Linked DNA regions of Mus musculus: region 2 is linked to region 1. A link is a loop called in an ENCODE intact Hi-C map of the cell type or tissue named here. Cell type or tissue: heart. All regions are shown on one strand. Links, peaks and the distances in the headings refer to the core of each region. The heading gives the core; the rest is flanking DNA.

The links. Hi-C counts contacts between places; a loop is a spot of excess contacts. Peaks named below come from ENCODE experiments on the same cell type or tissue, not always from the same donor. Only the 100,000 strongest peaks of a DNase experiment are listed, where the experiment ranks them.
Region 2: it touches region 1 in a loop (8-fold over the local background); 5 of 42 quality-filtered maps call a loop at or near these places.

Annotation. Positions count from the first base shown.
Region 1 is chr11:31,715,285-31,720,750 of GRCm38, forward strand. It overlaps Gm39673 (a long non-coding RNA gene), which reads right to left and starts at 143. Exons shown (of 4, transcript XR_872338.2): 1 at 1-143. In heart, for the core only: no CTCF peak of the experiment used is centred there; a DNase peak (open chromatin) is centred at 3,107; H3K4me3 peaks cover 450 bases; H3K27ac peaks cover 1,277 bases.
Region 2 is chr11:31,794,321-31,799,786 of GRCm38, forward strand. No RefSeq gene overlaps it. Among named protein-coding and RNA genes, the nearest start is that of D630024D03Rik, 27 kb to the right of the region's middle. In heart, for the core only: a CTCF peak has its summit at 2,172; a DNase peak (open chromatin) is centred at 2,121; H3K27ac peaks cover 1,398 bases.

The DNA.
Region 1 (5,466 bases), core at 275-5,274:
TGGTATATTAGGCAAAAAGCACGTGCCTGGCTTCATGGATGCCCAGGACAGCAGACTAATTGTCTATATAAATCATCACTGATGAATTTAAAACACCTCAGGGGGCTGGAGGATGGCTCTGTGGTTAAGAGAACAGCAACCACACGGGGGCTCACCTCTGTCTGTGACTCCAATTCCAGAGGATCCAATGGCTTCATCTGACCTCTATGAGCACTCTGTGTATATGGTACCCAGACATACATGAGGACGAAACATTCGTACAAAAACAAACAAACAAACAAAACAATGACAACAACAACAAAAACCAAAGCATGTCAGATACTTGCACACAACCTGTTTCACGGAATTCCAGAGTGAGCATCAACTTCTTGAGCTCCGTACCCATGGAGTCGGCCGAGTGTCGAGTGAACATACTTAGGAAAACCCAGTTAAACAAACTTAAGATACAAGATACAACATATGCCTATAAAGACACCCACAGATTCGTTCCTCTAGGTAACAGACACATGCGTTATGAAAGAGGCTATACACCTATTGTTTTTCTGGTTTTAACTATGTCATTGATTTTTCAATGTGATGGACCAGTGCATAAAAATATAACTGATAATGAAAGTGTAAAACTCCATGTGATGCTCTAGAATGGCTGCTCTAACTATAGCTGTTCATTGAGATGGATGGACTTTGAAGAGAGAGAGAGAGAGAGAGAGAGAGAGAGAGAGAGAGAGAGAGAGAGAGATTGAACATAGAATGTCACAGTCATAGGTGAATAGGGGACTTAACTGCTGCCCAGTCAAGGGCTCTGTGTCTATGTGAATTGTGAACAACCAACAGTAGGGAAGTCCAGGCCATGGAAAGAATGCTGTTGTATTGGGAATACCTGCTGGGACCTTGGCAGGAAACAACGTCACACAAGATTCTGTAGAAGAGCTCTGGACTTCAGGTATAGATTTAGAAAATGAAGAGAACAGTGCAGTTTGAGGTGGCTCAATAAACCAGGCAGTTTATTGTGGTGCTAGTTAAGTTTTGAGTTATAATAGCCAGCTCCTAACCTCTCATGAGGTGGCAGGACATTCCACACCACGTGATTTAGTCTGGGACAGCCTGAGTGACAAGCAGCACAGAGGAGCCAGGTACTGGGTAAATCAGGGGCTGTGGAGCTATAGCATGGCATGAGAGAGCTGCGGGGGGGGGGGGGAGCTTGGCCTGGTTTCCTCAGGATGTAGAGTTTGGCCTCTGACAGTGACCAGTGTCTTAGAGGCAGGTCCGTGAACTAACATGACAGAGACAGACATCTCCACCCCATTTCCCCCAAGCCTGGGTTCTAGGTACATACTGGGGTTCGAAAGGCACTTGCTGAGTGACATCTCCTGGTTCTTGTGTCCCAGAACAAAGACTCAAACTGGGGACACATGGATAATGATTATCTATTAACACAGCATAAGGCATTCTCAAGGCTGGGACAAATTCTGCAGTTAGATTCTCTTACATGTTAATCTTGATTCTGCTGGAACCTCTTGCTGGGTCCTGTTCTCTGACATCGCCTTGTATAGAAGAATTTCTTACCTCTGTCTCCTGCTCTGTTTCTGTAGAGGTAACAGACAATAGAATCTTAGGGTCCAGCAGACAAGCGTCCTGAACTTCGGCTTCTGTTTTTAGGAGCTACTAGTTGGAAAGGATGGGGCTATGCCTCGTGGCCTGCAAGTCTGCTGGTGTCTACTTGGGGACCTTCCAAGGATAGTAGCCTCTTTTTTCTCTCTTCTCCCGGAAGTGGCCACATTGAATACATCTCCTTTTTCTGCTTCTCAGTGTTCCTCAGCATACTGGTAGTGGCTGATGTTCTCATTGGGGGTTGCCAAAACCCTAATAGCTGGTTACACCGTGGGGACAGGAGGCACTTAAACTCTGCTCTGAGGCTTGGGAAGTGCTGAGTGACTTTTTAATATTTTTTCTCTATTTCCCACTTTGTGGCAGGAACACGAACCTACAAGTAACTTTAAAATTGCTCTCCAGGAGCCATTGGGGTTTGGTGTTTATTTAAGCTGCATTAAGGTAATGAATTAATTAATGCATAAATTAATGCATTAAGGTAATGAAGATTTTTAATCTTAGTCTTTTAGCTTGAAACAACTGTGCCAGGTCACAGGACAGCCTAATTTTAGAGATGAGCCCAGCAGTGTCTCCGGTCTGGCAGGAATGAATGTTAGTGATTATTATAAGGTAACTCCCCCTTTGCATACAAGACCATTGCAACAGTGGTCCCCGGGAAATTAGAATTTCCCCAGAAGTCTCAGTCTGGAAGAAGGAAGCATGATGCACACCAGTGGGAGAATTTGGATCTCAGAAAGAGAGTTCACACAGTTCTGAATATTTGTCAGACTGCTTTGAAAGACCAGAGAAGACAGACCATGATTGGCAGACTCTCACTTGACCAGGACTACTAAAGTATGGATTCCTCTTGCCTCCATAACAATCACAACCTCACATCAGGATCCCAGTGATAGACTCGGGGATGGAGGGGTCCATGGGACTCTTTGTTTCTCCTCCAACACTGGCTAAATCTCTTTTCTCTGCCTTTCAAGATGACATGTTTAATTGGCCTCTTGAGGACGGATGGCTGGGTCTAGCATGTTAGGATCTGGGCTCTGGCTCTAACAAATCAGGGAGAAGAACCACCCAGGACTGGTTTGCATTGTGGCACAGACTTGAGCCCTGGCACTGCCCCCACCCTTCAAATACATACACAGCAAGTGGCATTCAAAAGTCAGAGCCTCCAGGTAGCTTCTCACTGGAGATCCTGAGTGGGTATCAGAAATGCTGGCAGCACATCTCCAGTGCACAGGTCTATTAATAGCTGGGGCTGCCTCCTGTAGCTCCCTGGGCAGCTCTGCTATTCTGTTCTGAGCACTTCTGAGTCCTCCCTAGACCCCGTTTCCCCCTTATTTCTTCTTCACTTCCTGCTTTCTGTCCAGCTTGTCTGCCCTGCCTCATCTCTTACTGTCAGCACTAATCAAAGGGATAGCAGTGGGAAACGAGATGCCTCACCCCATGAAAGAGTCCACCAAGGCAGTGTGTGCTGTCAGAGGTCACCATCATCTTGGCCTGGAAGTGGCCTGTTTACTAAATAGAAATGATGACATCAGTCAAATGTCATTGGAAAGCAAATGCCCAGAGCTTGGACAGAGAGAGATGGAGGGTTTCTGAGAATGGGTCCCTCCCAGGTCTGTATTACAAAATGTCCCATGACTCAGCAATACTATAAGAGGTCACTAGACAAATGCCAGGCTCCGGCCCATTGCTCTTTCTTGGCCTGGTTCCCAAGGCTGCCAGGCCTCTTCTCCCATTCCCTTTGTTCTCCATACCCATCCGCCCCTGCCCCACTTGATCAGAAGATGTGTAGGCCTTTTAGAAGGCCTTTCTTCCACTCTTCCCCTATCTGTGACAGAAAAGGCCTGTCCTTGTGTCAGAAAGCAATCCACCATCATTACACTCCAGCCAGAGACAGGAAAGGCAGGGTGATACCCCGAGGCATCACCTGGAGGATGGATGGGACTGGATCCTGTGCAGAAAATCACAGGAAACAGTCACTGCCTTGTTTTCCACAGCATGAGATAAGGCCAGGGCAGGCTGTCCATGCTGCAGCTCAGGAAATCAGCACCTGAAATAGGAACCTAAACTCCATGGCCTCAGATGAACTGGGCTGGTTAGGTTCTGTTACATTTGCTCAATGGCTTTTCCACAATGCAGGTGAACCTTGGGCAGGCAAGGGTCCCAAGTTTCACCTTTAAATTCTTCTGACAGTGAGGGTTGCCAATCTATCACCTGTAGTGTCCCCTCAATGTCAGCTGCCTTCTATGTGGGGCTTTTTTGTGAGCAGTCAAGTGGTTTCCATAGTTTTTTGGGATTCTTCTGCCCGGCGTTTGTCTGGATAACTCCTTCCAGCCCAGAAGTCTGGTTGTTACCAGAGTTGTCAGAGTCTGAGCCTGGGCCCTGGCAGCCCTAATATGCTAGCTCAGCCGCTGGTTCTCAATAGGTCCAAAGTCAAACAGACATGCAATAGTAAAAAAGCAGGAAACAACGTATTCAATGTGGCCACACTAGAAGAGGGACAGTGACTGGCCCCTATCAAGTCCATCTGTGGGGTCCTGACAAGAAGCTTAGGATTAAACAGAGGCTGAGAGGTATGAAGTCCTGGACAAGTGGGGTTCCACCAATCATGGCCCATCACTGTCTCATCTCTGGTTGTGTAAAATGCTCTGTCACATGTCAGAACTGAGTGAAATCTCTCCCTGGAGACCAGTTCCCCCTCTGGCCAGCACTGATCTTCAGCCTCTTCCCTCTTCATCCAGACTGAGACTCCTAGGGCACCAATTCTTGGGGACCATGGTTTCACTAGCCTGATATCTGAGCATCTCTTTAGAATCCTTGGTTCCTGCCACAGCAGCTACAGCTCACACACTCAAGGCTCCTGTTCATCCACTGTGTGTCAAGCGTACCCAGGGAGACCCACCCTGCTCTCAAGGAAGCCTGGTTGAAGGGAAAGGCTAATGAGCTTCCTGTAGGGATCAGGATGACAGCAGAAACATGAATTGGATGGGGTAGGGAATGCTAGAGGGTGGTGGACGCCATGGGAACGGAGTGCTCATGCTGTCCAGGGATTGGCAAGCTACTTAGCCTCAGTTGACTGTTACTATGTCAGAATGACTCTGGGTTTATTTACCTAGGTTTCTAAGTAAAGCCATATATCTGGTGTGTGTATGCGTATGCACACACATGCGTGTGGAGGTGCACAAGAGGAGTACATTTGCACAAAAGGTCAGCTCTGAATGTCATTCCTCAAATAGCATTCACCTTTACAATTTGTTTTATTTTTTCGAGACATGGTTTCTCTGTGTAGCCCTGGCTGTTCCGGGAACTCACTCTATAGATCAGGCTGGCCTCGAACTCAGAGATCCAACTACTACTTCTGCCTCTTAAGTGCTGGAATTAAATGTGTGTGCCACTATTACCTGGTTAAAAACTTTAAATTTATTATTAATACATGGATACGTGCACGTGGAGATATGAGGGCAGTTTTGTGGAGTTGGCTCTCTCTTCCACATTTCCACCCAGAATGTCAGGCTTGAACAGCAAGGACCTTTAGCTAGGGCCACCTTGCCGGCTCCCATCTTCATTTTGTTGTTGTTGTTTGTTTTGTTTTGTTTTGTTTTGTTTTGTTTTGTTTTGTTTTGTTTTGTTTTGAGACACGCTTTCTCACTAGTCTTTAGCTTGCTCTTTCAACTAGGCTGCGCAGAAAACCCTAGATTATCTGTTTCTGGAACCTAACATCACCATGCTTGGCCTTTTTAATATAGATTCTGGAGATTCAACATTCACACTTGCAAGGCAGATCTATTACACACTGGGCAGATTTATTACATCTCCTTGGCCCATGGTTGGAAGTTTGTACCTCCTTTTTCTTCTTTTAAT
Region 2 (5,466 bases), core at 197-5,196, 79 kb after region 1:
CGTTCCACACCTCAGCTCAACTGGAGACCAAGCTGTCTGTGCATAGCCTATTGCCCCACATGTGTGTATATTATAGATTCAACCTATCAGTTTCTCTAGAGAAGCTAATTCAGTAGGCTTCAGCCATAAGTAATAGTGTGGATCCCAGAGCTTCCATTCTGATCTCAAAGCCCACACTCAGTCAACACATGATATGTAATGATAGAGCACAGACTCTAACTCTGTCGTACAAAGAACTCACAGCTACTAAGCTGTCAGATCAGCTGAACCACCTTCCAAGTCACATTCCCCAAAGGCAAATGCCTCTATGCCTTGAGCAGATAGGAACTGTGCATCTTCTGTGCCAGGCACACACACCATCCTTCCTTCAGTTAGCTGCAGCTGGGAGCTACAGGCCCAGCTCTGTCCTTGCCCAAGTGGGAAGGTCACCCCACAGCTTTAAGGGCTTCTGTTGAGCCCTGAGCTCAGGCTGGGTCTGTAGAACATCTAGTCTAGACCTTCTTTTTGCTTAAACCTCTACTTTTGCCAAACTCAGTTTCTTTAGCTATGCAGTTGAGCACTCCTAGGTTGCGTGGCTGAGCTTATGGGGTTCTAGTAAAATTTGGAGGAGATTGTGCAGTGAGAAGCCGAACTGATCTGAAGCCCCTTAGAAGTGGAGCTGCTTTTTATTTTTATTCTGTTTGTTTTGGTTTCTTTGTTTGTTGGGCACTGCTGTCTGGTGAGTTTAATTTTAACGTTGATATCTAAAGTTCAACTTAAATTGACATAAACTTATTACATGTTTTGTGGACATAGTATGATAATTCACTACATATATACGCTGTGTGGTGAAACTAAAAAGTTCGATCCCATCAAAGCAGAGGGTAGAGTAGGGGCGTGGTAGTTGCCTTTCTCCTGAGAATACCCAAACAGACAATCTGGAGGAGGAAGCATTCGGGCGGGGGAAGGAAGACTTACGTTATTCATGGTTTTGGTTTACCGTATTGGAAGGCAAAGTACAACATAACAGTTTATATTATGGCTTACGTCATGGTAAAGTAACCTGCCTATTCCAGCAAGACTCTGCTTTGTAAGTCCCCATTCACTCCCCAGGGATCTACCCAGGAGTAACAACAGATCTGGCAATTCCTAATATTATCTATGTGTACATATATAATTATGTATACATGTATTTAAAATTAGCAACAATTAAAGAAAAAAGGCTATGAATTCAAATGCAGGGGGTGCATAGGAGAGGTTAGAAGGAGGGGAGGAGGGAAATGATATAATCTCAAAAATTAAAAATTATAATTAAAACACAGAAAAGCAATAAAATAATGGTTTTGGAGCACTGGTCTTAACTTTGTTCTGTCATTCAAGCAGAGAGTGGGCCAGGTTTAGTGTGTTTGTGGCATAGGAAAATGGCTGTTTTGTTAACATCCTTGTGTGTGTGTGTGTGTGTGTGTGTGTGTGTGTGTGTGTGTGTGTGTGTGTGTGTGTGTGTGTGTATGAGTGTAGCCTCAACAATTAGATTGCTCCCAGCACCAGCTTCAGACCTCCCTGGGAGCTTTGTTTAATGCTGACTCCAGAAAAAGGATGAATGGTCCCATGTAATGACCACACCAGCCTACCAGGGAGATGTCCTGGAATCCCTAGGCTGCTGAGACCCACCACTCATTGTGTGTGCCAGATCTGCAGGAGCAAGAGGCTTTTCTGCAGGACTGATTTAATCCCTTATGCTATCTTTACTTGTTTTAAGTCTTATTTTTATTTTAAATTATATTATGTGGGGGGTTTTGTGGGGGATATGCTCATGAGTGGAGGTTTGAGCAGAGAACAGAGGTGTCAGATGCCCTGGAACTAGAGTTAAGGGTGTTGCGATCTGCCGAGTAATAATAAACAGTAATAGTTCTCCTTTGCATAAAAGGAGGTGGTTTCACCTTGTCACCAATCCTGTCCGAGCCTTTAAGCATTGAAGTGAGGCCCTGTGGTCACTAGATTGAGGATTATTAGAGACTCCAACCTCTCAGTGTATGGCAGAGGAGCGGTTTCTATTTCTGGTGCCCACTGTCATCTCCAGGGAAATGCCACTCAGCTGCCCCAGAGTCACAATGTTCTTATTTCCCTCCAGGGCCTGTGACTCAGCACACAGCTCCAGATGGCTTCCTGCACTTCTAGGCTCCTCTGCTGGGCGCTAATGGCAAGGAAGCGGCAGAGCTCTCCTGGCCCAGCTCCCCACCGGACAGCCCATTTGCACAGGCTGCTTTCTCCCCAGAGAACATATGCTCTGCACTCTGAAGGTGAGATCCAAGAATCACACCGCCCTGTGGACCAGGAAGATGGGGAAGGGAACTTGTAGAGCCCCCCAATCCTGTGTGGGAACGCTTATCATCTACCTCCGAAGCTTGCAGAGTTAGGGCTACCAGATGAAACAAAGAATACCATGGCAGCTCAGAATTTCAGACAAATTTGTTTGTTTGTTTTTGTCTTTGTTTTTATTATAAGTATGTCACAAATACTGCATTAAAATCTAGTTGAATGTCCTGTAACTTTACTCATAACCCTTCCAGCATGTCAAGCATGGAGCAAAGAAACCAGTGTGCTTTTGCTCCACTAAGACCCTATACTTAGTGGAATCTTTGCCATGAGATGCTCATAGTACCTGTGACAAACAGTCTTGCAGTGGGTGTGACAGCATGAACCATCTCAGCCAGGGAGTAGGGCACTTGGGCCTTTTGTCTATCACTTCAACTTTAAGATGCTCCAACGTTTGCATGCTTCTGGCTGCCTGGCACAGGTGTAGACCAAGCCACTGGTGTCACTTCTCATAAAGGAATAAGAAGTGTAACTTGTTAGTGGGTTAGAGCTGCACACTTAGCTGTAAAGTGTTCCTTAAAGCCTGCTTGACATGAGAAAACCACATGGGACAGTTGACCTGCTATGACTGTACTGCCACGGTCCCTCTTTGAATTTGAATGTCTCTGCCTACCAAAATATGAATTGTGTAAGGGGAGGGATTTGGGTCTGTTTTGTTCTCTAGCACTCAGGGTAGTGCCTGGCTCCCCTAAAGGTGGAACACTGGGTTAACTGAAATCAGCCTAATCAACAACATACGCAAAAATAATGCATGCCAGGCACAGTGGCTCACATCTCTGATCCCGGTGCTTGGAAATCGGAGGCAGGAAGGTCAGGGTCATCAGACTTATACAGGTAGTTACTGCAAGCTGGCCTGTCTCGTGAGACCTTGTCTCAAAACAAACAAACAAACAAACAACACCCATAAATAAATACACATTCGCAATCTATGTCAAGGAAGACTTTCTGGAGCAAATCAACTTCCTTTCCTTGCTGAGTTACAGTCATAACCCTGCTTTGTTTACAGTAATTTATACCAAACCCAAGCAGGGCTTCCATTAGCCACTACAAGTCACAAATACTCAGTGGTCAGAGCCCGAGGCTGACGTGGCTTTGACTGCTCTCTCCCAAACTCTCCATAGATCAGAGACTGTGTCTTTTTGTCTTTAATACATTTTCAGTGGCTCTGGTATTCGTCAGTGTTCTGTTGCTATGATACAATACCTGAGCCTGGGTAAACTATAAATAAAAAGAGGATGTCCATATTGTGAGTTGTTTGAGAGGCTGAAAGCCCAATGGCACATCACCAGCTCTGGTGAGCACACCCCTATCCCTACCCCCCACCCTGCTACCTTCTTTGCCTTGTGGCACATGGTGTCACAGCTGCAGGAATTCGTATATGGAAGAGCAAGACACGAAGCCCTACAGGTTCTTTTGTGAATCAACCTGCTCACACAAGATCTACTTCAACCCCTTCTAGAATGTTCTGTCCCTACAGACCTCCCACAGGGTCCCACCACTCAGCTTATGAACCAAATCCCCAAGACATGAAACCCCGGAGGACAAACCACATCAAACCCCAGTGGGCCACAAGGTACAGATGACTACCCAGTACTCAGTGTGAGGAGTCTGTGGTGAGGGCATCATCAACAGGAATTGCAGACAGGCTGCTGGAATGTCTTAGCACCCAGAAAACCTTGAAGTCATCCTGAGGTCACCTAGTAGCAGCTTCAGAGGGCCTGGTGTACCAGTTCTGGCAGCTGTTTTCAGGGCCCACATCCCAGCAGACCCCTCCTGCCATTCTGCACTGATTTCTCATTCTTTCATCATTAGTGATAACTCTCCAAGCTGCCCACCTCCTATCTCCATCACTGGCCCTACAAAGAGCTTGCCGAATGCCCTAGTTTGATTTCTGTTGCTGTGATAAAAACACTGACTTAGAGGCAGGAGACTTATTTGACTTTTAGTTTACAGTTTATCTCCAAGGCAGGACCCCAAGGCAGAAACCCAGAGGCAGAAATTGAAGCAGAGATTACAGAGCAACCTTATTGACTTACACCCGTGTACAATTTTAGCCACTTTTCTTACACAGTCAAAGACTGCCTGCCTAGGGATGGCACTGCCCACAGTGGGCTGTGCCCACAGGCCAATCTGATGAAGGCAATTTCTCAATTGAAGTTCTGTCTTCCCAAGTGGGTTAAGTTGCTAACTTTGATGGTTTGAGTGAGAAAGGCTTCAATAGGCCCATAGAGCAGAATTCTTAATTCCCAGTTGGTGGAACTGTTTGGGAAGAATTAGAAGGTGTGGCCTTATTGGAGGAGATGTGTCACTGGAGTGGGCTTTGAGATTTCGTAGCCCCCACAAGTTCTAGTTAGTTTTCTCTCTCTGTCTTTTGTTTACCAAGACGTGAGCTATAGCTACTCTTTCAGCACCATATCAGATTGCCACCATGGTTCCTGCCATGTTGGTCATGGACTCTAATTTTCTCAGACCACAAGTCCCCTATGAACTCTTTCTTCTATAAGTTGCCTTAGTCATGGAGTCTTTTCATAGCACTAGAAAAGTAGGACACCTGAAGCTCACTATGACACTGTCTGTCTCAGGATCATGTTGATCAGCTTCCCAATGTTCTTGCTTCTAGCCTCCTCTCTACAAATCTACCTTCACCACTGTCCCAGAGTAATTATTAACCAAAGGGTGTCTTCAGTCTTGTCCCAAATCTCTCATGAGATGAAATCCAGGAAGCCTAATGCTTACTCTTAAATTGTTCTACCTTTCTTTATAGGAGAGGAGGTATTCTTACATGGCCATTTCTAGCTTTGAATACCCATTACTACCATATTCATCATTTTGTGTGCCAACTGATCCCCAAATCATCTGAGATGTGGCTTTAACTCAGTCTACCTCTATGCTAGAATAGCCCAAACTTATACAGTATAGAGATTAGGACAGAGAGATGGCACAGCATCTAAGAGGGCTTAAGGACCTGACTTAGAAACACTAATACCTGCACAACATGCTGGGCTTGACTATGTGTCCACCTGTGACCAAGGAGGGGAAACAGTGAGCAGACACAGGAAATGCCTAGAAATGGCTGCCCAGCAGCCCCATGGACAAGTGGTGAGCTCCAGG